2 separate regions of the Mus musculus genome follow, and region 2 is linked to region 1. The links are chromatin loops, found by intact Hi-C in ENCODE. Cell type or tissue: heart. All regions are shown on one strand. Each heading gives the region's core, and the rest is flanking DNA. Links, peaks and the distances in the headings are about the cores only.

Region 1 (15,770 bases), core at 5,156-13,155:
TTTCTGAGTTTGAGGCCAGCCTGGTCTACAGAGTGAGTTCCAGGACTACACCTGTCTCAAAAAAACAAAAAACAAACAAACAAACAAAAAAAGCGGGGGGTGGGGGTGGGAAGAAAAGATCCCTAGCTCCCTTGTAGCAGTGATAATGTATATCTCCTACCTCAGTACTGAGGGGCTGAGACGGGTGGATCCCTGAAGCTTGCAGGCCAACCAGTGCTAGGGTATGACTAAACTTCAGGTCAGTGAGAGAACCTGTCTCAAGAATAAAATGGCTCAGCAGGTAACAGTGATTGTTTCTTAACCCTGTAACCTAAATTTGATCTCTGGAACCCGTGTAAAACTCGGAAGGAAAGGGTTGGTGCTACAGAGTTGTTTCCTGACACGGCGTTGTGAATGAATGAGTGTGCATGTGTGCGCACACACACACACACACACACACACACACACACACACACGCATGCACAAACACAAGTGGCTTGGGCTCTTATGTCTACATACAGAGTTCTGTTTAGTTTGCTGAATGGGCAGATGAGACACAGCAGCCTCCTTCCTGTGCCTGCACCATGCACTGTCTAACAGCCCAGCCCCATAGAGTCCTGTCCTATCAAATGATAACTCAGATGCTGTTCCTTAGAATACGTAAGTACAGGGAACTTGAGCAAGAACTCAGTCTGTATTAGTACCCCAGAGGAGAGACGCATCCGTATAAATGCTTCGATTCATGAGCCCTATACCTAATCCATTCTACTGAGAAAGCCAACTCCAGATGAGGACATATCAGTGACAAATGGTCACTTTTGTCACACGACTCCTCGTTGCTTAACAGGAACATACATGTTACAGGACAAGCCTAGTGTTTAGCGTATAAACAAAACTCCTGGCACATAGTTGCTTAACAAATATTGTTGAATATTTGAAAGAGCAGGAGTTAGAGTCTGGCTGGGAAGCAGAGCTCATTAGGTAGGTTGACACTTATACAAATCTTTGATTTTTTTTTTCCTACCTCAAGATAAGGTAACTATTGGCAAGAGGAAACGAAATGAAGACGACGAGGCCCCAGTGGGAGTGGAGATGGCAGAGAACACTGACAACCCGCTGAGGTGCCCGGTTCGGCTTTATGAGTTTTACCTGTCAAAATGGTAAGGGGCTTTTCTGTGCTCTGCACACAGAGCGCTCATACCCAGCATAGCTGGCACTTCATTCAAGTGACTGGAAACTAGAAGCACAGCTGACTGTGATCCAGGGTCTGCCTCTGTTCATGTTTTCTCCATCCTTCTATCTGCCTGGATTTGGAACTAAGAAGCCAGCCATGTTATCTTAGTGTTTTTCTCCTAAAATTTCTCCAAGGGGGGGGGGGGATCACATTTTATTTGACCTTCTGACACACTGTTGTTCATCCTGTATGTAGAGTCTTTTTTTTTTTTTTTTGTTTTTTTGTTTTTTTTCGAGACAGGGTTTCTTTTTGTAGCCCTGGCTGTCCTGGAACTCAGAAATCTGCCTGCCTCTGCCTCCCAAGTGCTGGGATTAAAAGCGTGTGCTATATAGATGGAGTCTTATCTATAGTGATTTATTTTTTGTGTAGAAAACAAATTCTGAGGCTGGTTTTTGGCTAAAGCCTTCAAGGAGGAGAAAGCATTTAAGAAATTTGAGTTTTGTATGTTAACGAGCCAACATCCAAACAGGCCCATCCCCAAGCTGGGAGTATATACTCTCCCCTTAGCCACCAACAGTCTGAGTCCAGAGTTTAAAGTTTTGAATTAAAGAAATTCTGATTATAATGTATGACTCACACTAAAAGTACACCTTTTTGGTCAAAGAAATAATAGCATCGAGTGACCTATGCAAATTGGCCCATTTGAAGTGAAGTACAGGATTTATGCTTCTCTCTCTCTCTCTCTCTTCTCTCTCCCTCCCTCCCTCCCTCCCTATCTCCCTCCCTCCTTCCCTCCCTTCCTTTCTTCCTTTCTTTCGAGGCAGGGTTTCATGTTTCCCAGGCTGGGTCTCAAACTTGACTTGTAGCCAAGAATGACCTTGAACTCCCCAGCCCTCATCCCCACCTTCCAAGGATTAGAACTACAGGTGTCTGCCCCACACCCGGCTGGGCTTTCTTTATCTATCACGGTCTACCACTTTCAGCTCGGTTCTGGGCCGCCCTGGGAGGAACATGCATGTTATGCCTGTGGTTCTGGTGTTACTGACAACGTGAGACGGGATGGGAAGAAGTTCAGAACTGTTACCTAAGAAAGGATGCTGTGTATTTCCCGTGTTCCCATCTCAACTTTGTTTTCTCTCTTTTGCTTGTTTCCTCCTGTGGATAGTTCTGAAAGTGTGAAGCAGAGGAGTGATGTGTTCTACCTTCAGCCGGAGCGCTCCTGTGTTCCTAACAGTCCCATGTGGTACTCCACATTCCCCATAGACCCTGGAACCCTGGACACCATGTTGACGCGCATTCTCATGGTGAGGGAGGTACATGAAGAACTTGCCAAAGCCAAATCTGAAGACTCTGATGCTGAATTATCAGATTAACATGAAGGAAAGCTCCCGTTTTCATGCACACTGGTATGCACCAAGCTGTGATGCACTCAGCTGTTGGAAAGATGTTGAAATGCAAGTCCTCTTGACTTGCTTGTTTGGTGGGAAAAACGGTGGCTCTGAGCCGTAGTGGACTGCAAATGTAACCTGAGGGGAGAAGGGTGAGTGGATTGGGAGGGAGAGGAGTGGTCATAGACATCTTCGAAAGACTAACCAGTTTCTGAGTGGTGCATAATCTTATTTTCTTTGGGAATAAGAAATTGTGGAATATTTTTAAGGAAAACTGTTGTATAAAATTCTACCATAGTAACCTTAGTTAGAAGGGGTAGCTTTGCAGTGAGACCCTGGCTGCAGTAGGCTACTTGAGCAAGCTGTCCATGAAAGTCAGGAGAGGTCACTGCACAGCTGAGAGTGGCATCAGATGAGGACAGGGAGACTCAGCCTGGAAGATCCAATAAAAATACTCAAGTTTTTATAAAAAAGATAGTGGTCTGGATTGATTTTCACTGCCAACCTACTTATGTGAAGGATAGAAGCCTTTAGTCTTTTAACTGAAGGCCCCTCACATCAGAGGACACGCCCTTCATTACTGTTAGTGAGCCCCTTTTCATTTAGGGTCTTGCCTTCTCAGCTGTGGGTGATTTAAGGTAAAAAGGATGATATTTCAGAAAATAACTATGTACACAGAAAATCTGTGGAGCTCATTAGACCCTGGTGTCTTGAAGTATTTATAGAAAGCCCACTAAAATGCCCGCTTCTCTGGGTGCTGCTGTCTCCTGGCCTCAGCTGGCTGCACAGAAGTGGGGCCTCCCTTTGTGTCCAGTTTTCCCCATGGCATCCTTTCTTCCCTGTCTTACTTTCCTGTCCCAAATGATGCTGCTTGTTCTTTGTCCCAGCTTCTAGAGGCCCTTGTCATTTCAAAAAGAATAATCTGTCTCCACAATTCTGACAAATGTGTGGGCGATCCCACAAAGACACAGTATTATGTAGCTGTCCGAGTTACGGTAGGGAAGATTGCAGTAGGTTCCTGTGTAAAAGCATTTGGAAGTTGACCTTATTGCCCCAGGGAACTTGCAAGTTAGGAATTGTGGGGCTGGAGTCTGAGGTGACTGACCTCACACATCCATGCGACCTTTCTGCTGCTGTATTCCAGACTCTAGCTCGCACAGGTCTATGGGAAGCGCAAGGCACAGGTGTGTGTGACATTACCAGGTGTCTCCCTCATCTCCATTCTCAGTTTCTTTCCTACAAATTTTGAATCAAGCTTTTAATAATGTTGGATAATTACTGAGCTTCTTTAATTGACGTTAACTTGAGCTTACAGCAGACCTGAGAGAAGTCATAAGCTTCTCCAGACTGTCACCTAAGACTTCAGTGTGTCCCATGTTATAGGTGGGAGTAGCAAGTTGGTTGTTTTGTTTTAAACAAATAAAGGTCACTTAAATACATCAGAACTTTAAAATGGGCCTTTGACGTTGTGTACTTAGTGGTTCTGTCCCTCTGCTTGTAACAAATATCCTTTTTGTTACTAAGAATTATGTGAAAGAAGTAATTCTGCCCCAGTCTGTATGATTAACTCCATCTGTGCTGTCATTTCTGACGGGGAAACTTCTTCCTTCCAGACCTTGATTGATCGGAGGGAAAGCAGTTGGCCTGTCTGATAAGTCACCAATAAACCATCCAAAACACCAGGTGTCATCCTGCTGTATCAGTTCTGATTTGTGTGAACACTAACATTTCCCATCTAGAGTTGTATGAAAAACAAATACTGTTAGCTTAGTATATAAATTGATATAAAATACCAAAAAGAAAAAAATGTATCTTTTAAGAGAACAACCACTATCCAGATAAACGACTGTATCGGGCTTCAGCTGCATGTTAGTGCAGGGGCTTCAGACCCTAAACTAATGTTAAAAACTGGTTGATCATCAATCATTCCTCCTGAGTGTAGCTGTTTGCTGTGTCAAATCATTTGTTTTTTTTATTTTGTTAAAATTGTGTAAAACCATACTTACTCCTTCCTCCCTCTAGGGGGAGTGAGGAACAAACCCAACAACTAGCACCTGAGCTCGGCCTGTCCCGTCCTTGGTCTCTGTCTCTGGATTTTCTCTTTGCAGGCACCACAGAACTATTCCCTTAGAATAAAATAGTATATTTGTATTTGATGGGTGAGTTCTTTTTCTTTGTTGCTTTAAAAAACTTTAAATATATTTTTTTATTTGATCTTATTGGTATGATCCAAGAGATGTAAAATTGCAAAAAAAAAGAAAGCAGCTTTCAGAAAAGTTCCTTGGTTTTTATTCACTGCCGTCTTCCTGTGGCTTGCTTGCTTCCTGTCAAGGCTTGTTTCCATTTTTAGATAACTTTTAACCATATTAAAAGTCCCAGTAGCTAGCGTGCCGGGTGGCATGCACACAGCCTTTGGGCAGACCTCTTCAAGGTCCTGTTGCTGAGAGTGTTTGCCATGTCAGAGACTTAGCAGGGTGTATGAGGGTCTCGCTGACGATGTGGGACTAAAGAGTGCGTGTTCTTAGTCGTTAGAGGTGTCTTGGGTATTCCACCAAATTCTACATGGACTATTTGTTTCCCCTATAACATTCCTACATTTATAAAACTCTTTTCCCAAAACATGGAAAGTAAAATGTTTCTGTAAATGAGGTCCAGTTTCCACATGAATACAAAAGTCCTTCCTAGTGTCTGTCAGAAAGATGAGGAGATAGTAAGGTACCAATGCCCCGCCTTCCTCTGCTGTTCATCACAATACTTTGTCCTGTCCTTGAGGTGTTTTTTAATTGTGAGGCACTGTAACATTGGAAGAGTTGCAGGCTCTGGGGTCTTCCTGATTGCTCTCTCTATGTAACCCTAAGTAAATGGGAGAAACTGCTCAATTGTCTCCTCTGTGAAATGAAACAGTAACAATTTCTTAGTTGTTAGGCATGGCACATTGTAGCTTTCAAATGTAAGATGGCTCTTAAACCCGTACTCATCTCTCTTGCCCCCTGAGACCCCGGCAGTGTAGGCAGAGCTACTGTCTCCCATGTGCGTCAGTAGGTGGCAGGGGAGGGGCTGTCTTTGCTCCGAGTTCTGACCCATGACTGTCTCTGAATGATTAGTACCTAACATTCCCTGAGAAAAGGTGAGCCTGTGATGACCACCACTCTGGTGCCAGGCAGGCCTGGATGGACTCCCAGGACTAGAAAGAACCCCAAGCCCAAGACTAGAAGAACCCCACCTAGGACCACAGGTCCCAGGCAGGAGTGAGCTCAAGACAGATGGCCACTTGGGTGGGCTGGTACAGGAGCAAGCCCGAAACGACCACCAGGCTGGTGCCATGGAGCCCTGACAGGGAGCTCGCTTGAGATGACTCCTGCCTTGTGGCACCATAAAGCATGAGTGGAGGTACCATTCCTGAGACCACTCCTGAGAGGATCCCAGACACATGGAGACCCTGGGAGCCACTAAGAGGAGCAAGTGAGTAGTGTAGAAATGGAAGAGAGAGCCAGAGAGACAGACAGAAGGATGTGGGCACAATGAAGAGAGGCAGAACTGGAGACTCAGGGTAGTGGGGAACAGTCTGATGTGTGAGTAGCTGGTGATGCTACCTGGAACCATGGTGGGGTCCTAGCCTGTGTGGGGTCACGTCTGGGTCTGTGGCCCTGCAGCAGCAGGGATCTGTTTTTACCAAAGGCCAATGGACTCCCAGGTGCGGGCCGCTGCCTAGGGACATTGATGCCTGAGGGCTGTGCGGAACTGGTCCTACCTAGGCATCCTGGGAGAGCTCGTTATCTTCCTCACTGGCTGCAGCACGCAGGACAGCAGACCCTGCACCTCACCTGGGCAGCACCGTAGAGCTGGCCCTAGATGTGGGGGTTGTGGGTGAGCTAGCCTGGAAGGCTTTAGTGTGGAGAACAGCTCTTGTCTGCCATGCAGCAGTGTCCCCCGCCCTCAGCCCTTGACACCTAGGCCAGTGGGAGCTGGCGCTGGGATAGTGAGAGCAGGAGAACAGGCCCTTCACCTTGCCTGAGGGTAGAGCTGTCCCTGGATGTGGGGGATAAAGGTGAGCTGGACCCAAGGGTGGTGTCTGCTGGACAGTGGCGCTGATGAGAGAGGGACTCTCTTCCTCTCCCTCTGTGATAGACAGGATTATGAGTGGCAAAATTGGCCATATCCCTCACCAGCTGTAGCACGCGGGAGGAGAGCAGGCCTTGTAACTCACCTGGGCAGCGGGGTAGTGCTGGCCCTGGTTTTGGGGGGCTGCTGCCAGCCCAAAGGACTTGAAAGCAGGAGAGCTGCCCATCTCTGATACATCTCAGATTTAGGGCTTTCTGTTGTCTCACCCCATCATCTACCCCACCAATGAGTCCATGAAGGGGCCGGTTCCATAGATCCAAAACTACCAGCGCTCTATGAAACAGGGCAACAACAGGATATCCATATCTGAGAGGAGTCCCTGTGAGGTTCTGTATCAACAAAGTAACAGAAGCCATCGGGGCCTTGTACCAGACCCATAAACATTTGCAAGCAAAAGTGTGGATAAAAGGGTATACTGTGGGACACACTGACACTACAGCTCCCAGCAACGGTTTTTTTTTCTTTGTTACAGGGGTGCTTGTAAGGGTGGAGGGCAGGTATGAGGGGATGGGGAGGTGAGTGGGATTGGGGTACATGATGTGACATTCACAAAGAACCAATAAAAACTTTGAAATCTCTTTTGAAAAACTGTACCCATTTCATGTGCGCACACACTTGCCACAGTGTGGTTTGGCAGTCAGAGGACATCTGGTTTGAATTGCTTCTCCTTCCATACCATGGAGTTCTGAGACAACCCTGCTTGTTGGGCTTGGTGGCAAGCACCTTTATTTTATCAGCCCTTTCTATTAACATTGTGTATGTACATTACACATGCAACAGCGATGAATGTGGTAATCAAAGAACCACTGATAGCAAGTGTGTTCTGTGGTCAGCAAGCACCTTTACCCCAAAGTTATTTCACAGGCAACCAAGGGTATGGGTGGGTGGGTGTTGTTATATATATGTATTTATGAGTGTGGTATGTATGTATGGGTGTGGTATGTATGTATTTATGTATGCCTATATTTTGATGCATATCTGAGGGACAGGATAACTGAGTAGAGTCACTTCAATCCACCACATGGTGTGTTTCAGGATAGAACTCATGTCTTTGGGTTTGGCCACAAGGACCTTTACCTACTATGACATCTCCCTGACCCTCAATTTTTAAATTTATAATGTACATAAATTGCTTGATATATACTAAGGTTTCAAATGCCCGTGAATCCTTATATTCAACATTGTAGATCTTGCAGAATGTGGTAATCTGCAGATCATTTCTGCATGTCAGAGTTAGTGTTCGGCATGACTTGGCACAGTAACTCTGTGCTCACATCTGGCCCACAAGCAGGAGGCAGAGAGAGACACTGAGACTTCTGTGAGCTGTTGAGACCTCAGAGTCTGTCTCCAGTGATATAATCATAGTCTATCCAAAATAATTCTAACTTTGGACAAGTATTTAAATACATAAACCTATGGGTAGCATTCTTCTTATTCAAACTTGCACATACTATGCTTTGGGGGACTTTTTTGCCTTTCTTTTTCTTTTACCTTTTTTTTTGGGGGGGGAGTAGCAAGTTTTCTTCCATTTATATTTTTTATTAATGTAGGTGAAGTACCCAAGGAGCTAAAGGGTTGTTGCAGCCCTATAGGAGGAACAATAATATGAACTAACCAGTACCCCCCAGAGCTGTGTCTCTAGTTGCATATGTAGCAGAGGATGGTCTAGTTGGCCATCATTGGGAAGAGAGGCCCTTGTTCTTGTGAAGATCATATGCCCCAGTACAGGGGAATGCCAGGGCCAGGAAACGGGAGTGGGTGGGTTGGAGAGCAGGGCAGGGGAAGGGTATAGGGGCTTTGGGGATAGCATTTGAAATGTAAATGAAAATATCTAATAAAAAAAACAGTGTGTGGAGTGGTGGTATGGGAAGTAGAGGGAGTCCTAAGTGAATACAACCCACATGCGTGTGGCCTGTCAAGGACTCCAAGACCAGTAGCAAAGCCATTAACCTGTATGGCCGGGCTTAAGAGCTAGGGTAAAACATTTCTCAGGAATTTCAATTGTGAGCAAAGACCACTGTAGCTTCTTCCTACTAGATGTTTATAGCCTGAGACTGTTCACCTGCAGAAACTTCCAGTTGAAACTAGCTACCCCCTCCCACGGTGCTATATGCTGTACTTACCTAATGAGCATGATGAGATTCCAGGTTAAGCAGTAGTGGTTAGAGATACCCCACCACCACCCATCACAGCTGTAAAAGCACCTTCATTCTCCTGTTGTCTCAGAGGCTTACTGCCTCTATCCGCTAACATAGGCCTAGTCCTGGAAGCGTCTAAGCCTTGGTACAGTCTAATCTAGACCTAAAATCTTTTCAGTTCCTGTGACTTACTGCTCAATAAGCTCACCCTTTCTTCTTTCTGATCACTGGCAGAATCAACTCGGCTGTTCTGGCCCAAACTCCTTTCCAGGCTTACTGACTCAATCTAGCTTCTCTCTTGGATTCTAACCGAATTGCTCTGCTTGGCCTCAAACTATGGCAATCTGTTCTAATCTTCCGGCTCGTCATTCTCTGGCTCTTTCTGTCTTTACCTATATTTAGCTTGTTCTTTCTCTGCAACCAGTCTCTGAACTTTTGAATACCAGTCCTGGAAAAACTGTCCTCTTCCTCCTCTGTCTTTTCTTTTTTTTTTTTTTTCTTCCTGTCTGCACTCTCAACCTCTTTTTCCTCCCTCTTCTCTTGGGCATATCCTACTCTATCAAATCGCTCTCTGATTCGTCACTTTGTGTGCCGCTCAATAGAAGTCACTTTCAAACATGGGTGCTTCCTTCTACAAACTAACACTGCCTTCACTGTTGTTCTTTTTGACCATTTCTCCAAAAGGAATCCCCACTCCCATCCTTCAGAGCTAGCCTTGATGATGTAAGCAGCTAAGGATGACCTTTGAACTTTTAATCCATTGCTTTTTTTTTTTTAAGACTTATTTACTTATTATATGTAAGTACACTGTAGCTGTCTTCAGACACCCCAGAAGAGGGAGTCAGATCTCATTACAGATGGTTGTGAGCCACCATGTGGTTGCTGGGATTTGAACTCAGGATCTTCGGAAGAGCTCTCAGTGCTCTTAACCGCTGAGCCATCTCTCCAACCCTTAACGCATTGCTTAAATGGGTTTGTGCCACCGTGCCCCTGTATCAAGCATAGGGCTTTTTGTGTTCTAGCCACTGTTGGTGAGGGTAATTTAAAAAAAAAATTGTTTTAAAAAATTTTATTTTATTTTTTATGTGCATTGGTGTGAAGGTGTTTGATCTCCTGGAACAGGAGTTATAGTCAGGTGTGAGCTCCCATGTGGGTGCTAGGAATTGAACAGCCAGTTCTTTTTAACCTCTGAGCCATCTCTCCTGCCCCTTTTGCCTTAAGGTGGTGGTACGGATGGTGTGTTCACTTGCTGTCAGATTTATGGCGTTTGAGGGAGCTGCCATCCTCTCAGCTGTCTTCTGGTCATTTTTTGGAAAAAGACAAAAGCCAGGCCCTGTGCACTGCACTTGTCAGTAGCTTAAGGGTGAGGTCAAAGTGGAAGGCATCTCTCAGCTGCTGTTGCCGCCTTTCAGAAACTGTTGTGAGATGGGTTCTTGGGAAGCAGCAGCTCTAGGGGGAGTTGTAGACATTGCAGACGCCCCACCCCACCCCTACAGCTTCCTTCCTCAGCAGCCTTGGCTTCTTCCAGTCCACCCCACTAGTGGTAGTAGCTGGATAGGTTGGCCCCACCTTGGAGGTCTGCTGGAAGACCACTACTGTTGCTCTCTGGAATTGTCAAAATATTTGGGGATACCTTTATTCTTTTGGGTTTTTGTTTTTTGGTAGTACCTCCTTTGGAGAAAGGAACTGGTAGTGATTTTATTATCTTCATAGGAAACAGAATTGTTTCTTACATTTTTATATTTTCAACCATTGTGTCTCCTGTAGAATTTACCATTATAAATGGTGGTATTGGGGGTGGGGGATCAGGCATGTATGCTGGAACCTCACTTTAAAGGCAGCCTCAGAACTCACTATATAGTCTGAGCTAGCCTTATTCATACTTAGCAATTCTGTTTCATCCTCATGGGTGCTGAGCTGCCATGACTGATTGTGGTGAATCCATGCTTCCCAACACTCCTGTAGTTTTTATAACTGTTCTTCCACCCCATTTCATGTTTGTTTTTTTTTCCCCCTCAAAGAATTATTTTATGTATGTGAGTACACTGAAGCTGTCTCCAGATAACACCAATCAGAAGAGGGCATCAGATCCCTTTACAGATGGTTGTGAGCCACCATGTGTTTGCTGCGACTTGAACTCAGGACCTCTAGGAAAGCAGTCAGTGCTCTTAACAGCTGAGCCATCTCTCCAGCCCATGTGTTCGTTCATTTGTTTGTTTTAAAAGGTGTGGGCTGGTGAGATGGCTCAGTGGTTAAGAGCGCCGACTGCTCTTCCAAAGGTCCTGAGTTCAAATCCCAACAACCACATGGTGGCTCAAAACCATCCGTAATGAAATCTGATTCCCTCTTCTGGAGTGTCTGAAGACAGCTACAGTGTACTTACATTAAATAAATAAATAAATAAATAAATAAATAAATAAATAAATAAATAAATATTAAAAAAAAAAAAAACTCAAGACAGCCTATGGGAATACAACCATGGTCAGGCCAAATGATCTAGCCAACACATTTATGGAAGCATTATTTAAAAAAAAAAAAAAGTGTGTGTGTGTATGTTTGTGTGTGTACCAAAAGATTCCCCCGTGGAGTTAGTCTTAGCCACCCAGTGGGCTGCTGGGATCTGAACTGCTATCCTCTGCAAGGACAGCAAGTGTTCCTAATGCTCAGCCAGCCATTTTTTTCTAGTTCATATGTTTTGAAACAAGGTCTCTCTGTGCACCCTAGTTTGCCCTCAGACTCATGGCAGTCCTACCTCAGCCCTCTGAATGCTGGGGTTACAGGCATATACCACTATACCTGTTTCTATTCCTGCTTTCTGATTGGTTGGTTCAAATAATCTGGCTGGTTTAGAGGTTAAGATTTTTGTCCAGACATTTTAAGGGTCTTCTCAATATTTACAACATAAAGTTATGAGCATTCTATAAGATGATCTACATAACCATGATTACCTCTTCATGGCCAGTCCTTCAGATCCACACAGGAAGGACCATTTGTTGGCAGGGTCTACATGGGAGTGGTAAGTAAATGTTCACTCTCCGTTCACACTCACCTGGCTGTTAGCTGCTGGCTTCCTGTGCTTTGGCCCTGCTAATAATTGTTTGAAGCTGCTACTGGCTAGGGTCACTGCCTCTTGTGACACACAGATGTGCATTCCAGCCCCTGGTAGGACTGGGATATGACATTCATGTTGGTGTTCTTGAAATGCTGGGAACCCAAAAAGGAACAAACAATGCTTTTTAAGATATTCTGGACCTTAGGATACTCTGTGTCCCTCGGAACAAATGCTGTAAGGTCCCAGGCAGACAGAAGTCATTTTTGTATAATAAAAGGTCAAAATCAAAGAGCATCGATGGCCAGCCAGCACCCCACTTACCATGGCAGACTGGGGCCCTACACCACCAGCCAATATGCTGCAGGCTTTGGGATCTACACCAGTGGAGGGCCCTGCAACACAGGTCACACATGTAGCATGAAATAGCACAACCTCATAGCCAGGCACACAATTAAATAGCATGTTTAATTATCTCACAACAGATAGTGCAGTAGTAGAAATTAAGTCCTTTTTAAAAAGTCACTCTCCCCGAAACCCAATTCCTCAGCTGCCACACCACAGCTGAGAACTGGTCATCAGGCTGGAGGGATTAATAGTCTTTCAAGGAGCTGAAAGTCTCCAAGTTAAAATTAACCTTGAGAGCAGCCAAGAGACCTATGAGGAATGGGCACATACACTCGAGCACTCACACGTGCAAAGGACACAGAAAAGACATGGATGGAGGGATGTGGCAGGTCCCACAGTGGGGCAGTCACACATATGCACTCACATGCCAGAGAGTTCCAGTCTATCTGTGGCTGTCTCTTCTGGGAGAATGTGGCTGTCATGCCCGCAGCTCCCATATCCCTGATAAACAAGCCAGCAGGAGCTGAGGGCAGCGACAGCTCTGCATCATCGCCAGCATCAGTGACAGCACGGATTTCTTTTGGCCCAGGGAAGGCAGGGCATACTGTCCCAGAGAAGCAAACAAATGAATATGCCCAGGGCTAGGCCCCTGCCATCAGGAGGCTGGTGGCTCTTGGTTCTGTGCGAGGTGCAGGGTAGACGCAGTGAACCTCATCATGGGTGTTCTGGGCCCAGCTGCATTGCTCTAACAGCAGAGGAGAGGCTATGGGCCTGTTTGTGTCTGCTCTCAGGCAGGGAGGTGTGTGCAGAAAGTGAGGCCCTGAGATGAGGACATTTGGGGGGCCGGGGGGGGGGCTACCACATAGGTTTATAGAGAAAACCTCTCCATTCACAGCTTCATTCAAGGGCTCCTATAAAGTATCTGAGGATTCAAGTACCAGCAGTTCTGATGGGGGCTTTTGGGATGGAGTGGCCAGCACATGCTGGGAGAGCAGCTGCCCTCAGACCCAAAAGGTGAGGAATCAGCCTAGAGGTGCTCTGGCCCCTAGCACTGAGGCCCAGACTGTTGAGACAGATCAGGGGGCTACAAGATCTCCTCCCGTGCGCTCCTGGACTTCAAAGGTGTTTGCCCGTTTGGCACAGAGCCATTCTGACCATACAGTAGTTTGCCCTTCTCCCGGTCTGGCCATGTGAAGATGGCATCGTCGCTGTCCAGCTCCGATTCAGAATGCATCAGGCTGCTGCTCAGCGTGGGGCCTTTCTGTTTGCTGCCTGCCAGAAAGACAACCCCCGTGTTAGGTAGCGCCTTGCCAGGCCCGAGTCACAGCCCATCCTCATCACTTCCTGGAGAGGAGACAGGAAAGGCCAGGGGGTCCCTCTCTGCTGGAAGGGAGGGTGGAAGGAGGGCCTAGCCTGGCTAGAACAAGTCCACAGGAAGCCAAGCCTGAAGGTTAGACCTGGACTCTCCTGCTATGCCCATAGCTTTGGTTGGGGTCACCCAGCTGTGTTCTGTTCCCTTTCAGAGAATACGCATGTCCTGAGACCTAGAGCTACATACTGAGACCTGTCTTGAAAAACAAACAAACACAAATTGAAAAGCAACAGTGGGCCCGGCGGCGGTGGTGCACACCTTTAATCCCAGTACTAGGAAGGCAGAGGCAGGCGGATTTCTGAGTTCGAGGCCAGCCTGGTCTACAAAGTGAGTTCCAGGACAGCCAGGGCTACACAGAGAAACCCTGTCTCGAGAAACCAAAAAGAAAAAAGGAAAAAAAGAAGAAAAGAAAAGCAACAGTGGGAGTGCCTGACTGACTGGGACTCTCATTCAGAGACAACCCCAAACAGCCATTTTATCAGAACACACGATCCGTGTTCTGATGAGCACCGAGGGCTGAAGAGATTGCTCAGCAGTTAAAAGCAGCAGTTGCTACTCCTTTCAGAGGGCCTGGGTTTTCATTTCCAGCATTCACAGCATCTGTGACTCCCATAAGTACAGCTCCCAAGGAGCCAACGTCTCGACTCTATGGCCGTGTGCACAATTACACATAGATAAAAACGAATCTTTGTTTTTTGAAACAGGGTTTCTCTGTGTAGTCCTTGCTGTCCTGGAACTCACTCTGTAGACCAAGCTGTCCTGGAACCCAGAGGTCTAACTGCCTCTGCCTCCCTAGTCCTGGGATTAAAGGTGTGCGCCACCATTTAGGAAAAAAAAAAATATCTTAAAAAAAAAAAAATCCAAAAAGCTGTCTGAGACTAAAGGCCTTGGCATTCACCTTCCCAGCCTTTCCCTCACTGCAGAGACCCCGGGGATAAACTCTCCATTCTACAGAGAGATGGTTGATGTGGGGAGAGCTGATGAGGCACTCATTCTAGCAGTGCTCTGGACGCTGGCACTGCCTGACTACAGGAACTAGCTCCCTACCTGTTAACAGTGCGATGTCAGAGGAGTTGTGCTTCTGTCAGGCAGTCTACAGCCTTGCCATTCCTCACTCTCCTAAACACCAACAGCATCTTATGAGGATTGATGGCCCGCCCGACAGCTTACAAGTCTCCAAGGCTGAGTATCCAGACCCTGAGCACCTACACTCAAGGACCACGCCCTGCTACGGCCCTCATCCATGTGCTATGTGGCTATGCAGTGGACCATGGCTTAGTTCTGTGCATCGCAGGAGTAGAGTTCATCCAAGCCTGGGCACCAGTATGGCAGAGCTTCAGAGCCTGGGCACTGGCAACACGGGGCTGTCCAGTGTGTGGGAACAGTGGCCAGTGGGATGCCAGGGAAAGGCCCACTTTTCCTGTAGATGCTGGCCCTCTCCCCAAAGCCCTCCCCTGGAGACTTCAAGAGCTTTCTCTTCCTAGTGCCCACATGCAGGTTCCTCTCTTCCCCACATGACAAGGGCCTTTAAGGAGATCCCTCCCTGGATGCACAGCCCCATCTCATACCCTGCACCTGACTGCCACAGCTCCTCCATGTACTTCAAAGGAGGGGACACTGTCAGTGAAGACTAGATGCACCCACTGGAGCTCAATCATTCGCTCCATCTGCACCTGGCAGAGATGCCGTGTGTGTCCAGCACAGGATCAGACTGAGCAGTGTGGCTGGTCAATAAACAGTACCTGCCTGTGTGCAGAGGAACTGTTGTAAGGAATGTGGGTGAGAGCAGCCTAGAACATGTACCATTTGCACACAAGGACAAGAAACTATTAACTTGGGCACTAACTGGAAAGCAGCACAGGGGACAGGGGCTGATCTTAGGTGTGCTCGCTTATAAGGACTCCACATGCTGCGTTTACAATTTTCTGGCGGAATAAGTTTAAGCTACAGAGAAATTCTACTTTAGTGGATGGTAAAAAGTCAGTCATTTCATTTGGTTCAACCTTCTATAAAGGAAGAACAGAAGGAGAGCCGGCCTCTGTTAGACTCACTCTGGGTTCTGGCCCTGCCTAGTGTAGCCTTACCCTTCCCTCCTCTGCCTCAGAAGCAGCATCTCCACAGCTCCCCACCCCTCAGAGGCCTCCCCCGCCCCCAGGCCCTGCCTCTGCATGCAGTCTGGTCGGGAGTCCTGGCCCCTGTC
Region 2 (15,770 bases), core at 5,113-13,112, 300 kb after region 1:
AATCATCAGTAACTCCAGGTTCAAGGGCTGGGATGCCTTCTTCTGGCCACTAGGCACTGCATGCATGTGGTACACAGACATACATGCAGGCAAAACACATATGGTACACAGACACGCATAAAGGCAAAACACACGTAAAGAAACACGTGGTGAGCCAGGCAGTGGTGGCGCACGCCTTTAATCCCAGCACTTGGGAGGCAGAGGCTGGTGGATTTCTGAGTTCGAGGCTATCCTGGTCTACAGAATGAGTTTCAGGACAGCCAGGGCTACACAGAAAAACCCTGTCTCGAAAAACAAAAACAAACAAAAAAAGAAACACGTGGTGGTGCACAGACACCATACAGGCAAGACACATGTACATAAAATAGACATACATACAGATACACACAGGCAAAACACATGTGGTACACACACATGCAGACAAAACACATACACATAAAAATTAATATGACATACAGACATATAGGCAAAACATATACATATAAAAATAGCACAAATCTTTTAAAAAGAAGTAAATATAAAAAAAGAGGAAAGAGCTTGGTTACCAAGAGACTCAAATAAGATACGATATTGATCTTGAGAAACGCCCACTCCTGTGGAAAGAGACTGTACAAACAGTGGGTAGGGTGTGCCTTACCTTCCTCGCACTGCCTTTGGATAACTCATTTCCGTCTTCTAATGAAAAAGCCTCACTCTCCAGAGTTGGTTCCTTTTTCTAAAAGATTGAAAATCGATTAAAGAAAGACAAAACTAAACTCAGATAAAAAGATGTTTTTCTCTTGTTGGTATAAGGAGTAGAACTCAGGGCCTAGCACATGCGAGGCAAGTGTTCTACGACTGAGATAAATCCCCTGGCCTCAAATTTCAATTAAAGACAGGGTTTCATTAAGCTTCTCAGGCTGGCTTTGAACTTGCAATCCTCCTGCCTCCCAAGTATCTTGGATAGTACAACCACCAGGGCTGGTAAAATGATGCTTCTTATTACACCACACTACTTTACTCTTAAGTTAATAATTACCAGAGAAAAGTTTTCCTACTGTGCTTAAAAAGAAAAAAAAAATTAGATACAAATGGAATTATAGCCCTAAGTTTTCTGTTTGGACCTAACACCTACATTATAGTTCACAGAAGTTTATAACTCAAGTTCCAGGGAATCCAATGCCCTCTTTTGGCTTCCACAGGTACCAAACGCATACAATATACATACGAATGCATGTATATACATACATGCAAATGTATACACTCATACACATAAAATATAATCGGGAAAAAAAAGAGAATGAAACAAACACACAGAGAGAAAATCCTTTCTGCTGGTTGATTTTTGTTAACTTGACATGAATTTAGACATATCTGGGAGAGGAGACCTTAATTGAGAAAATGCCTCTCTAAGTTTGGCCTGAGGAAAAGTCTGTGTGGGTACTGTCTTATTAATGTTTAATGGAGAAGAAGCCCAGCCCACTGTGGAAGTTGCTATCCCGGGACAGGTGGTCCCAGCTTGTATAAAAGGGCAGGCTGCTCATGGAAGAGCTGGGGGAAGGATTGAGAACCCTAAAGGAGATAGGAACTCCACAGGAAGACGAACAAAGTCAACTAACCTGGACCCTGGGACTCTCAGAGACTGAACCACTAGCCAAAGAGCATACACAGGCTGGACCTAGCCCCCCAAACCACACATATGTAACAGATATGCAGCTCTGTCTTCATGGGAGTCCCCCATCCACTGGAGTGGGAGCTGTTCCTAAAGCTGTTACCAGTCTGTGGAATCCGTTCCCCTTGTCTGGCCTTAGTGTGAGAGGATGCTCCTAACCCTGAAGAGACTTGATGTGTATGTGTGTGTAGTGTGTATACCCAGGAGGGGCCTCTACCCTCTAAGAGGAGAAAGGAAGCAGGAGATGGGGGGGGGGGAGAACTGTGTGGGAGACTGGGGAGGCAGCCATTGGGATAATTAATTAATTAACTAATTAAAAGAAAAAAAATGCAGGCTGAGCAAGATCTGAAAAGTAAGCTAGTAAGCAGGACTCATCCATGACTCCTGCTCCTGCCCTGACTTCTCTTCACGCTGGGCTACAACTATAAGCTAAAACAAACCCTTTCCTCCACAATTGCTTCTGGCCATGGTGTTTATTACAGCAATAGTGATAAACCTAGCTAAAATATTCCTCTTTTTTGTTTCGGTTTTAGTGTGTGTGTGTGTGTGTATACATGTTTGTTGTATTTATTTATTTGTGTACTGGTGTACACATGGAGGCCAGAGAAGGCTACGAGGTGTCCTACTCTCTTATCCCTCCCCACTCCCCCACTTCCTTGAGACAGGGTCTCTTCACCAAGTCCCAGCAACCCAGTGCTGGACTACGGCTCATGACCACACATGGCTTTGTGATCTGGGCTTTGAAGATTTGAACTTCGGTCCTCACACTTGGACAGCAAACCATCTTACCCACAGAACCAAGTACAAGGGACCAAGGTTCGTTCCCAGCATCCACAAGACAGCTTACAGTCATCTGTAACTCCTGTTCCAAGGCATCTAACACCCTCTTCTGGCCTCCATGGGCACTGTATGCACACACAGACATACATGCAAGCAAAACACCCACATACAGAGAAGTATTTTAAGTTTAAAGTCTGCAAGCTCCAACAATAAATGCAACCGTGAGACAGAGACTGACACAGTGGCTGGGCTGGGCTGGCTCTTGACTTGCCTTGCGATTTTTCACCTTGTTTTTTACAGCCGCCCTTATTGACTCTAACGACTCTTCATCCTCCAGTGCAGAGTCATTTTCTTCCTCCAAACCTGTCTCAAAAAGATCACTATCTTCAAGGAGACAGCCACTGTCATTAAGCGGCCGGTCTGCATCACTTTCCTAGACAATAAAGAGAATGCACCATCAAATCACTTTGAAGCCTAGCATCTCACAGCAGCATATGGTAATTTAACTGTCTCTCATCTGGAACATTCTCACTGGCTCCTAACTTACACTTACCCTTTGAAACTCAAGCTGTGGTTTTTATATAACTACCCAATATTTACTTAGCAAACAGTAAATATGTCTTGGAAAATCAACTAAATACGTATGGAACGATTAATTACTTTATAAAATTTGAGGATGGGCTGGAGAGATGGCTCAGTGGTTAAGAGCACTGACTGCTTTTCCAGAGGTCCTGAGTTCAATTCCCACCAACCACATGGTGGCTCACAACATCTATAATGGGGTCTGATGCCCTCTTCTGGTGTGTCTGAAGACAGCAAGAGTGTACTCATAAAATAAGTAATCATTTTTTTTTTTTTGAGGCAGGATTTCTCTGTGTAGCCCTGGCTGTCCTGGAACTCACTTTGTAGACCAGACTGGCCTCGAACTCAGAAATCCGCCCGCCTCTGCCTCCCAAGTACTGGGATTAAAGGCATGCGCCACCACTGCCCTGCTTAAATAACCTTTTTTTTTTTTTTTTTTTTTTTTTTTTAAGTTTTTTCGAGACAGGGTTTCTCTTGGGTAGCCCTGGCTGTTCTGGAACTCACTCTGTAAACCAGGCTAGCCTCAGACTCACAGAGATCTGCCTGCTTCTGCCTCCCAAGTGCTGGGATTAAAGGCATGTGCCACCACTGCCCGGCAAGTAAACTTTTAATAGATAAAATTTGAGGATAATTTTCTAGTTAACAAGTAAACTTTTGATTGATACATGTGTCATTAAAAATTCTCCTCTCAAAGGTCAACTTCATCAGAGGAACAGTAATGAAGAATTACTACAAGAACACACCAAGAAAACAATACCCCATTTATTTGGAAATGTCCTTAATGCATCTACAATGGCAAAGAAGATCAATAATTGCAAATTACATAACCATCACTCTTTATGCAAAGAGGTTAATTTAAAGCTATATTTTGTGTGCAGAAATGATTATCAGGAATTAAAATCTATGTTTCTAAAATATCAACCTACCTAAAAAACAAAACCTAATTAGTTTTTAGAATGTACCTCAACAAGCAGATACATAAAATATTCATCCATACTCAAGGGTATATTGTTCACCCATTTAAAAAAAAAAAGAAATTGTGTCATAAAAAATAAAAAGAAAGAAAGAAACAGCCGGGCAATGGTGGCACACACCTTTAATCTTAGCACTTGGGAGGCAGAAGCAGGCAAGTCTCTGTGAGTTCGAGGCCAACCTGGTCTACAGAGTGAGTTCCAGGACAGTGAAGGCTCCATGGTGAGACCCTGATCAAAAATAACAATAACAACAGTTACAAAGGTCAGAAAATTTCAGCATACCTCACATCTTGTTTCCTTCTTTTTTAGTCTCCTGATTTTCTCCATTGTTCTCTCCTCTTTCTCCAGCCGTCTCTTGGATTTTGCTTTTCCCTCAGCTCCTTCTCTGAGGAGTGTTTTGGAGAGCTTTCTGCCGGTGGTGAAGTCCACAGAGTGTCCTGTCTGGTGGCCTGGCTCCAAGGAAGGAGCCTCTTGAGTCTCAGGACTCTCCTGACTCGGAGTTTCCTCCATGTCACTCTCATCACTGTCAGCCAGGGCTTTGGGAAAGCTTCTGCTCTGACTCTTCCCTGAATGTAAGTTCTCCTGAGTGTCCTCTGCGCTGTCGTCGTAGGTGGGTTTCTCCGGAGCATCGTCTCTGTCCTCAGCCTCAGAATCGCTGTCTTGTAACACTTTCCTGCTCTTAGGTTTCTTGCTCACAAAAATCTCTTCATCAGAATCTGGAGGAAACGGTGTTTTTTCTTTTTTTAAAAAGAAGGCACCCAATCCCCCAGTCCTTTGTCCTTCTTCAAAGCTACTTAAAAACATATTTAATTACACATGTGATATATCACCTTATGGGATTACACAACTGCCAGTAAGAACTCATTGAAGCAAAGCATATCTAAAAATATATTTAAAAGAAATTTCTGTGGCAAAACCTCTCTTGCTAAGAAATGTAATTATATACATTTATACATTTATAATGTGTAGAGTTGTTCTAATCATCCTGGCAGGTGTTAGAAATCCTGTTCTATAGTGAATGCATTTAGCCAGGCAATGAAGTAACTATTAGACATTTTATCTATTTTTAACTAAAAAAAAATAAAAAATAAAAAAATAACATATTACTTATTCCTGTTATATAACAGGAATGGATGTTCTTTAAAAATATATGTAAGCACTGCTATTTTTTTATTTATTATAAAGAAAATAAATAATAAAGTTGGGGCACTAACAATTTAATTCGATAAGTCAAGAAAATAATGAGATTAACTGAAATCACTCACAACCCAGGACCCCACATTCTATTCCTAAAATTAACATAACATATATTACAAACCTCTTTCACTCAAGGGCTCGAGTGTTTCAAAGCTGCCCTGTCCACTGTCTACAGGACTGTCTGCTGCTTCTTGTGAAAGAAGTTTTAGATCGTTGACTTCCAGGTTAACCTAGAGAATGAGAATAAACCTAGCATTAACAAGGAGGAGACAGAGCTGAGTATATATGGGGACACACAGTGTGGGGACATCAGCTGCAACTGGGAAGAACCAAAACGGGACAGTGTAACACACAGATGACATTTAAAGTCACAGACCAAAACCAAAACCAAACACACACAAACCGAGACTAATTGCTACAGGATACTAACTGAACAGCTCCATTTACTTTTATTAAACACATCGATTGCACAAATCAGATTCGCTTGGTTTTTCGGGTTTTTTCAATTGAAAAGAAGATGTATTAATTTTATAAGTGTTTCATCTGCATATATGTCTGTGCACCATATTCATGAAGTGCCTGTAGAGGTCAAAATGTTCATGAGACACCCTAGAGCCGTAGTTACAGTCATGATGTGGACACTGGGAATTGAACTAGGATTCTCTGCAAGAACAGCAAGGGCTCTTAACCACTGAGCCATCTCTCCAGTCCCTTTTAAATTTTTTTTTAAAAAGATTTACTTTGTTTATGTGTAGGAGTATTTTCCCTGTATGTATGTAAGGGCACTGAGTGCAAACCTGATACTCATGAAAGTCAGAAGAGGACACTGGATTCTCTGGAACTGGAATTACAGATGGTTGTGGGTGACAGGAACCAAATCCAGGTCCTCTGGAGGAGCAGCAAGTGCTCTTACCAGATGAGCCACCACTCTAGCCCCCCTTTTCATTATTTTGCATGTGTGTGTAGGCACATTTAGAGAGGGAGTGGTGTGCTATAGAGCACCGAAGGAAGACAGAGGACAACTTGCAAAAATCTAATCTCTTCTACTAGGTGAGTCCTGGGGATAGAAGTCACGCTGTCAGGCTTCAAAACAAATGTCTTTATTTATGAGCCATCCTTCAGATCCCACTGTGATAGTCACACACACACACACACACACTCACTCATGTCATAATTGTGCTCACATACCATTCTTCTAACTTTGCCTCCCTGTCTTTGTCTCCTACTTTTATGTTTGTTTTCTTTCTTTCTTTCTTTCTTTCTTTCTCTCTTTCTAGTAAGAGTCAGCAAAAGTGTGGCTTATGAAGTCAGCCACCTTTTGAAAATAATGTTATTTAAATTAAGGCTTTTTAAAAAAATCCTAGTGAGGCAAAAAGACAGGTTGGTGCACAACGAGATCTTGATTAAAGTCTGTTATTTTGTTCAATATCTAATCGTGAAAACTTCATGTCAAAATAAGGCTTTCATAGCCAGGCGTGGGGGCGCACGCCTTTAATCCCAGCACTCGGCAGAGGCAGGAGGATTTCTGAGTTCGAGACCAGCCTGGTCTACAGAGTGAGTTCCAGGGCGGCCAGGGCTACACAGAGAAACCCTGTCTCAAAAAAAAAAAAAAAAAAAAAACAACAACAACAACAACAACAACAAAAAGGCTTTCCTTTGGTGATTAGGTTTTTCTGGTACCCCCATTAAATCTGTTCTTAAGGCAACTATTTGGCCCTAGTCCTGGCTCCAGAAAAGAACACAGATCACGGAAAAGGTTTTCTATGGCCAAATTCCACTAGTGAGTCACCAGCTACTGGAAGGACGCTGTGAGCCAGGCCACTGTAGGCAAAGACTGTGGGCCCACGCGCGACACCCTTACAAGTTCCTTCCAGAACCAGAGTTCCAACTGCTTATACCCCTCACCCTGTGCTTACAGAGACTCCCACCCCACAACTTCCAGGCCAGGCTGGCCAAGGCCTTTTTTTTTTTTTTTTTTTTTTTTTTTTTTGTGGGGATGCTGTAAAGGGAGCTTGCGCGGCAGGAAACGCGCCAAAGAGCAAGGCGGGCTGCAGTGACAAGCTGAGGACCCGGCTGGGCGGACAACAGCGCGCGCCGCCGAACCAGAAGCTGTGGGGACTGAGCGCGGGAAGCCAGATGGAGACCCTCCAGAGGCCCCCAGACTCAGTCCAGTGGTCTCGGAGCGGTGCACGCCGGGAATTGTAGTCCTCCCGGCTCGGCGCTCTGGCCCTGCTGGGTTGACTGTCCCACTCGGCCCTCAGCGAAAGGCCTCCACAGCCCGGACCAGAGCCTAAACTCACCTCAGAACCCACCTCGCCGGTCATGATTCCGGCCTCCCTTCCGCACAGCTCCAGGAGAACGTGTCTGCAGTAACCTCAACTTGACGGCGACAGCTCCCGCCGTCTCCAGCTCGGCAGCGAAGTTCGAGCTTTCGCGCCCAGACGCGGTACAACGCTCAACCTTGAGGGTTTGCACCAATCCGAGGGAGGGTTTCCCTCCGAGGCCCCACCCCTATCGCCCTGCCAATCAGGAGGCGCCTCCTGCCTGCCCGGCAAATGTAATTTGCGTTGGTTTGGCGGGTTGCGGCTGCTCTTGTCAAACAGATCTAGGAGTGGCTTTGGGGTGTCTGGGGGTTCTCGGGGAGCGAAGAGATCCCGCGCTATGGCTTAGAAAGAAGGTATCTTGCGAATGATGTTCTTGGACTTTTGACCTATGTCTTCGTTCGATGGGTCGTACCGTATGCAATTAGAGGAGAGAAATTTCAATGCAGGAAGTGAACTGGGAAGAAGTTCCCAGGATTCTGGGAGTGTCCCACACCTGAATTTTTTGCTGAGGGAACCTTAGACCCCAGTGGAGGCTTTCTCCATCAGTTCATCCCTGGAGCAATCCTAACCTGCAGAGTTAATGTTTTTACCTCTTCGGGTCGATTCTCTGTCCTTTCTTCCCCATGTTCTATAGGCAGGCAAGAATGTCCTTTCTGGACTGTATTGTCCCAGCTGACTTGTCTTTTGTCTTCTGAATGGTCAAGCCAGTGTTAAAACTCCTTACAAAGTTATTATAAAGAGACCAGCTGGCACAGGGAAAGAAAGATCTGAGTATTTATTATCCTCCATCCCACCCAAACCCCCCTCCTCTCTAACTCCCCCCACCCCCCTTCACCTATTCTGGTATGGTGACCAACTCTGTCCAGTTTGCTTAGGACTTTCCCAGGTTTAGCACGGAAAACCTCACATCCCTAGAATCTCCTCAGAGGATACGAGGGATGACAGTCACCTCTGACACTGGTCTCCCCTTTATCTGAATACACATTCAGATAAAAAACAACTCCATTTCTCCACATCTCCGCCCACTTCTACACCCCTAAGGGTCTTGAGCTGGGGATGCAGCTCAGTAGTAGAGCTCTTGCTTAGTTAGTTTGCATGAGGCCCTCCCTGGTATAATCTCCAGGCTTCCAAAAAATACAAAAAAGAGTCCCATCCTCATATTTTACCCCCTTTTTAAAAAAAAAAAGGCTATTTTACTATGACCGTATACATCAATGATTCACAAATATGCATCTATCTGTAGCACTTCCTCCAGCATTTGGAGGACTGACTTTTATTGGCCATACAGTTTGTGACAAACAATGGGCAGAATTTTATAATCATCATTCTCTTAATCTTTGGAGGAAGCGTGTAAGGGAAGTAATGTGATCGTCTCGCGTCCACTGTCACCTGCTCTTTATGATTTCCAGGCTCACCGAGAGCATCCTCCAAAATCTCCCTTCTCCTGTTCTGTTGCCCCAAATTACACTTCTGTCTAAAGAATTATTTCTGAGGGCTGGAACGACAGTTCAGAGGTTAAGATCACTGGTTGCTTTTCCAGAGGACCCTGGTTCAACTCCTATCACCAACATGGCAGCTCAAAACTATTCATAACTCCAGTTCCAGGAGCCCTGATACCCTTTTCTGGTCTCCATGGGCAACAGGCATGGATGTGGAGCACAGACATACATTCAAGCAAAATACCCATAAACACCAAAATGAATAAAAATGACTTTCATCTGTTAGCCTGTACTTCTAAAATTAGGCACTTTGGATCTTGACATAGCACACAGAATCAGTATACACAAATCAGTTCTAGGCCAGCAAGATGGATCAGCAGGTGAAGGTGCTTACAGCAGAGGCCTCAACCACCCTAGAGCCTAGGCGAGTTCTGTCCCTAGAACCCACAGTGGACGGGAAGGAGAGACTCCTCAAAGTTATCCTCTGATCTCCACACATATGTCGTATGCAGCACTAGCATATGTCTCTCTCTCTCTCTCTCTCTCTCTCTCTCACATACACACACACACACACACACACATAAATAAATAAATAAATAAATAAATAAATATGCCGAGATTACAAGTACATGAGAAAAATGGAACTTAACACATTCGTGCCATTCTCAAGTGTTCTGTTATTATTTGTTCCACGGAAATGAACAAAATCGAGCTAAAGAGTAAGAAAAGCTTGAAGAGATGCCTACAATGCTATTTTTGACTCTTGGTTTTGTGCTGAGAATCAAAGCCGGTGCCCTCATCCATGCTAAATAAATGCTCTCCCTCCCTGATATGTCTCTATATTTCTTTTCTTTTCGAAAAAGAGTCAATCATGTTACTATAGCTTTACTATAATTCTGTAGAATTTATGAACTGATTTAATCCAAAGGCCTGTGACACCTTATTTATGGAGAAACACTGCCACCCAGTGGTAAGTTTCAGTAATGTTATTCTACTTTTTTTTTTTTTTTTTTTTGGTGGAGGGAAGGCCCTGGCCCATGTGGAGGACTGATAACAACGTGTATTCTCCTTCTAGCATGTGGAGTCTGGGACTAGAATCCTCTGAAGCTGGAGTTAAAGGGACTGTAAATCACTAGGCAGAGGTGAGAGCAGCAAGTGCTCTTAGCCTCTAAGCCATCTTTTCAGCATCCCGATACCCTACTCTTCTTATCTGAAGCCATGTAAAGAAGGCTTGGGATGTAGTTGAAAAGGAGAATCTCTGTAAGATTGTTCGAAGAGTTATTTAATCAAACTTGTCTTTGGTAGTAGAATGGAATACTTATATCACCAAGCACTGAACTTCAAACTTTTTTTTTCATAATTTAATTTCAAACAGCTTTAAAGCTTTTACAGAATATCCTTCCTTCAGGACACATCTGGTTCTCTTTTTTAACACAATACCTCCTCCTAATTCTTAAAAAAGAAAAGAAAAAGAAAGAAAGGAAGAGAAAAGAAAAAGAGAAAGGAAGAAAGAAGGAAAGAAGGAAAGAAAAAAGAAAGAGAAAGAAAGAAAGAAAGAAAGAAAGGAGAAAGAAAGAAAGAAAGAAAGAAAGGGAAAGGAAAGAAAGAGAAGGAAAGAAAAAGAAGGAAAGAAAGAAGGAAAGAAAGAGAAGGGAAGAAAGAGAAGGAAAAAAAAAGAAACAGCTGGAGAGATGGCACAGTGGTTAAGAGCACTGACTGTTCTTCCAGAGGTTCTGAGTTCAATTCCCAGCAACCACATGGTTGCTCACAACCATCTGTAATGGGATTGGATGCCCCCTTCTGGTATGTCTGAAGACAGCAACTGTGTACTCATATGCCTAAAATAAATTAATTTTAAAAAAAAAGTCATGCGAGACCTGAAACATAGGTGTTTAATTGTTGAATGAGTGATCAAAAATCATACAAAAGGCAAAAAAAAAATCCCCAAAAAAAAGACAAAACAAAACAAAAACAAAACAAAAACAAAACAAAACAGGACCTTTCTCCAGGGTGAGTCAGCATCCAAACGGGTTATTTTCTGTGTAGAGAGGCTCCTATGCCTCAACTTTGTCCAACCTAAAGTACTTATAAAAGAGTCACCTGCTCTTTCCATAGCACCTGTTTTAAGCCTATGATAGACATGAAGCATGCAAAGACACATAAGAACCAGCTTATTCTCAGAGACCCCCCCACCCCCTACTGCCAGTTGGAGACAGGCAAGCAAGCAAGTATATGCAATATGTAAATGTGTGCAAGCGACTGTGGAGAGCTGGAGGGAGAAGCAACCATAGCTGGCGACAGACGATGGCTGGGGCAAGTCAGGGAAAATGACTCACTCACTGAATTTCAAAGATGAATTAGTGCCTCCGGCTGGCACAGAAAGCCTTCCATGTATGTGCAGGGGCTTGATAAAGCAGGTTGTGTTTGGGGAACTGAAAGTAGGTCACTGTGACTTGAGCACGGGGTATGGATGTGGGGATGGAGGGGGGGCCAAAATGAAGGCCGATAGTTACACGAGGAACAAAATGTCTGGAATGTTCTACTCAGAATTTAAACAGAATAAACGGGGCAGTTGAGGAGTCGGGGTAGAAATGGTTAAGGAGAGTGACGTAATCAGATGTATATGCCTGAGAAAGATTACTCTAGCAGTGTGTGAAAGGTGAATGGAAAAGGGATTAGACTGGGGGCAGAGAGACCAGTTGTCTCTGGGAGATTTCCGGAACTTGAACTAGGTTGATGATAGCAACAGCGGAAGAGAGATGGACTGGAAAAAAGAGGCAGAGTTAATAGTGCTGGTTGGATGGTTAGCTTTGAGGGGTGAGAGTAGAGGTGACTCCAGTGACAGACCATGATACTACCCATCAAAACTAGGAATACAGGTCACTAAGTAAAAACTCACTCATCAGAGGCTGAAGAGATGGCTCAGCAATTAAGAGCACTGACTGCTCTTCCTGAGGTCCTGAGTTCAATTCCCAGCAACCACGTGGTAGCTCACAACCATCTGTAGTGGGATCTGATGCCCTTTTCTGGTGTGTCTGAAGACAACTACAGTATACTCATATAAATAAAATAAATAAATAAATAAACCTTTTTTTTAAATTTGCTTGGCCGGGCAGTGGTGGCACACGCCTTTAATCCCAGCACTTGGGAGGCAGAGGCAGGCGGATATCTGAGTTCGAGGCCAGCCTGGTCTACAGATTGAGATCTAGGACAGCCAGGGCTATACAGAGAAACCCTGTCTTGAAAAAAAAAATTTTTACTCATCACTCAGGAGGTGAAGAAAGATTGTGGGCCTGAGGCCAGGAGAGGAGGGAAAATGGGGACAGAAGGACAGAGAAAGCAAAGGAGGATTTGAATGTAGCTCAGGCGCTAGAATGCCTGCCGGGCATGCCAAGGCCACAGACACGGGATGCTGCACACATCTGTTATCCTAGCAGTACAGAGAACCTTAGCTCAGCAGCTTTTCATGTCCTACTCACTCACTGCCTTTACTACTCCATTTCTTCCCTGGTTTCCTGACCACGAATCCGTATAACAGAAATTCCTCTGCCCTGGATGGATTGAGTTTTCTCTGGTGTTTTATCTCAGTACAAAGATTATTGAGACATTAGGATTCCTAGCACTTGATTGACCAATATACATCAGCCTGGACTTGAGAGAGAGCTTAGCAGTTAAGAGCATTTGCTGCTCTTGTAGAACAGACTCAGTTCCCAGCTTGAACATCAGGTGGCACATAACTGCCTTTAACTCCAGTCTTAGGGGATATGACACCCTCTTTTTGTCTTCCATGGGCAGAGAGAGAGAGTGAGAGAGAGAGAGTGAAAGTGATAGAGAGAAATAAACTATAGCTTTTAAATGTAAATAATGTATGTAGGTCACATATTTTACACATATTCACATATATTATGTATATAATAGCTAATCATGTATATGTATACCTTGATCATATAAGCCTTAGCCAATGTAGGGAGACTTATCTAGGTATATATGCTTAAGGAAAAGGATTTTACCACAGAAGGAAGAGGAGTGCTGGTCCATTTCTACATCCTGTTCAATCTTAGCACCTACTTTATAGGTTGATTAATGTCTGAGCCCTTTCAGATATGTGAGATAGCTAAAGTCTATCAGGAAAGTTACAGCTGACAAGGGACAGATAGTACTGGACAGACTAGCGCTGTGCCCACCGTCAGCCCAGAGGATGGTTTTACTAGAGTATCAACTAGTAAATCAAGAGATTTCTCATGGCTGTCATCATGATGCACATGTGGTTGGCATTTGGTGGGTGGGTGGGGGGCAAGTTTGTTAAATGTCAGTGAGAAACGTTCAAATAGGTAAAGAGGAAGAGGAGAGGAATAATTTAGGCAGGGAAAGTAGAATGAACAAAGGCGTGGAGGTAGGAAGGACCCAGAGGTTCAAGGAACTATTCAAGGAATGACTGTGGGAAGAGTGGGTGATTATGATGGGGAAGGAGACAGCTAATGAGACAGAAAGGTTAAATCCAACTCACTAGCACTCTGCAGTGTTATTGGAGCCTGAATGTCTGCTAGAACCAAGCTGTCTTTCTTTGCGGATGGAATATGCACACAAAGCTGTAGGTTATGGAACATTGGATGGACAAGGCCAGGTTGATGCATTTGGATCATCTAGACTCAGTGAGTCTCCAGATGAATAAGCAAAACAAACAAAAAGATGAAAGGAAGGAAGGGAGGGAGGAAAGGAGGGAGGAAGGAAGGGAGGGAGGGAGGAAGGAAGGAAGGAAGGAAGGAAGGAAGGAAGGAATCAGCTTGTCCTGTCTTATCACATAACAGAACTCCAAAGAAAGTGTTACCATTTCTAGCATTTGTTTAAATAGTTTAACAAATTATACACAACATAAAATGTAACATATTTATACACATTTTGTATATGTGCAAATCATAGTGTTTTCATGTACATTAAAGTTGACATATAGGTGTGTTAACTATCTTTAATATAAACTCCAAGAGCCATATTTAGCATTTGAAGATTTTAGTAAGAAATACACACTCCAGACATGGCAAAATATTTGCCTAGAATTTGCAAAGCCCTAGATTCAATTCCTAGAAACATACAAAACCAGGTGTGGTGGTGCATGCCTGTGGTGGTGCATGCCTGTGGTGGTGCATGCCTGTAATCAGACTCTGGGAAGTAGAGGCTGGAGGGAGGACTCAACAGCCTGGGCTCTATGAGACCTAGTCTCAAAGAAAGAGAGAGAGTGAGAGAGAGAGAGAAAGGAAGAGAGAAAGAGAGAAAGAGAGAAAGAAGAAGAAAGGAGGAAGGGAGAGAGGGAGGGAGAGAGGGAGAAAGAGAAAAGAAAGAAAAGAAAAAAGGAAAGAAATACTTTTACACTCTAGGAGTGGTTAGAAGTATTTGAGAAATTCCCATCATAAACCTGCATTCCAGTAGCAATTGCTATAAGATCGTTCCCTCCAGTCATTGCTACAAGGTCCTTAAATGTGTTTCAGCATTGGCCATGGTTTTTCCTGAGTGAAATGGGTGGAAAGAAGTTGTGTGATTTGGTTCCAGGCATTGATTTTTACAGCTGTCCCCACCCTTGAATGTTTAGAGAGAAGAATCTAGTGGGCCCAGGAATTAGATTCTTTTTTTTAAATATTAATTTATTTATTATTATTTATACTAGTACACTGTAGCTATCTTCAGACACACACCAGAAGAGGGCATCAGATTCCAGTAAAGATGGTTGTGAGCCACCATGTGGTTGCTGGGAATTGAACTCAGGAACTCTGGAAGAGCAGTCAGTGCTCTTAACCACCGAGCCATCTCTCCAGCCAGGAATTAGATTCTTCAGAGAGATGGATAGACTAGCTCTTTATTCAGGCTTTTGCACCCCTTTCAGCCAAGAATTCCATTTGCTATTTCTGACTGGATTTGATGAATCCTGTCACAATGTCTTATTTACCTAAAGTAAGGCTTGCGTGAAAGATTCTTGATATATAGTACATAAGATGCCTGTGGTGGTTTGAGTATGCTTAGCCCATGGGAAGTGGATTAGGAGGCGTGGCCTTGTTGGAGTAGGCGTGTTTTGGGTGGAGGAAGTGTGTCCCTGTGTAGGTGGGCATTGAGGGCTCCTATGCTCAGGCTACACCCAGTGCAGCGGAGAGAGCCTCTTCCTAGCTGTCTGCTGAAGCGAGTCTCCTTCTGTCCGCCTTTGGATCAAGATACAGAACTTTTGGCTCCTCTAGCACCATGCCTGCCTGCATGCTTCCATGCTTCCCACCGTGATGATAATGGACTGAACCTCTGAAACTGTAAGCCAGCCCCAATTAAATGTTTGCCTTTTATAAGAGTTGCTTTGGTCATGGTGTCTCTTCACAGCAATGAAACCCTAAGACAATGACCAAGAGCTGAAACTTTATTGAGTTTATGAATTGTATGAATGATTTTACCTGATTGTTAATAAGTATTTGAATCTGTGTCAGTTTCAGTCTGAGATTTGATGTCACTGTAACACATGACCGGTAGTAAGATGGAGGAACATAAGGCCTATCTCTCCATGTTGAGGTAATGTCTGCCCTTCACCTATGCAACAATAAAATCCAGCCTGATAATAAATTAATATAATATATTCATATAAGGCTAAAAATGATCAGATTGGTTTGAATCAACTTGAAACAGAAGATGGCTTCATTCACATAACAAGTTGGTTCTCAGTGACATTAAATGCCCAACCAAATTAAACCCATCTGATGAAAGAGAAGTCAGGTTGAGTCACGTTAAACAATAAAATGTTTCATGAAGGTGAATATGCTTCAGCCCGGAGAATGGGTCAGGAAGGAACACACTG

The links. Hi-C counts contacts between places; a loop is a spot of excess contacts. Peaks named below come from ENCODE experiments on the same cell type or tissue, not always from the same donor. Only the 100,000 strongest peaks of a DNase experiment are listed, where the experiment ranks them.
Region 2: it touches region 1 in a loop (2.4-fold over the local background); 14 of 42 quality-filtered maps call a loop at or near these places.

What each region holds. Positions count from the first base shown.
Region 1 is chr4:126,850,866-126,866,635 of GRCm38, reverse strand. It overlaps AU040320 (expressed sequence AU040320), which reads right to left. Exons shown (of 21, transcript NM_133886.2): 21 at 12,300-13,470. The coding sequence ends at 13,283. Gm25604 (a small nucleolar RNA gene) reads left to right here and starts at 5,524; the gene lies at 5,524-5,656. Zmym4 (zinc finger, MYM-type 4) reads left to right here. Exons shown (of 30, transcript NM_001114399.2): 29 at 1,010-1,139; 30 at 2,319-4,817. The coding sequence ends at 2,526. In heart, for the core only: no CTCF peak of the experiment used is centred there; no DNase peak of the experiment used is centred there.
Region 2 is chr4:126,548,852-126,564,621 of GRCm38, reverse strand. Clspn (claspin) reads right to left here and starts at 7,642. Exons shown (of 26, transcript NM_175554.4): 1 at 7,485-7,642; 2 at 5,306-5,414; 3 at 4,270-4,703; 4 at 2,703-2,864; 5 at 638-715. The coding sequence starts at 7,508. It overlaps Mir7119 (microRNA 7119), which reads right to left and starts at 4,762; the gene lies at 4,704-4,762. In heart, for the core only: CTCF peaks have their summits at 7,696, 9,909 (motif pointing left) and 10,736 (motif pointing left); a DNase peak (open chromatin) is centred at 7,671; H3K4me3 peaks cover 1,739 bases; H3K27ac peaks cover 1,339 bases; H3K27me3 peaks cover 188 bases.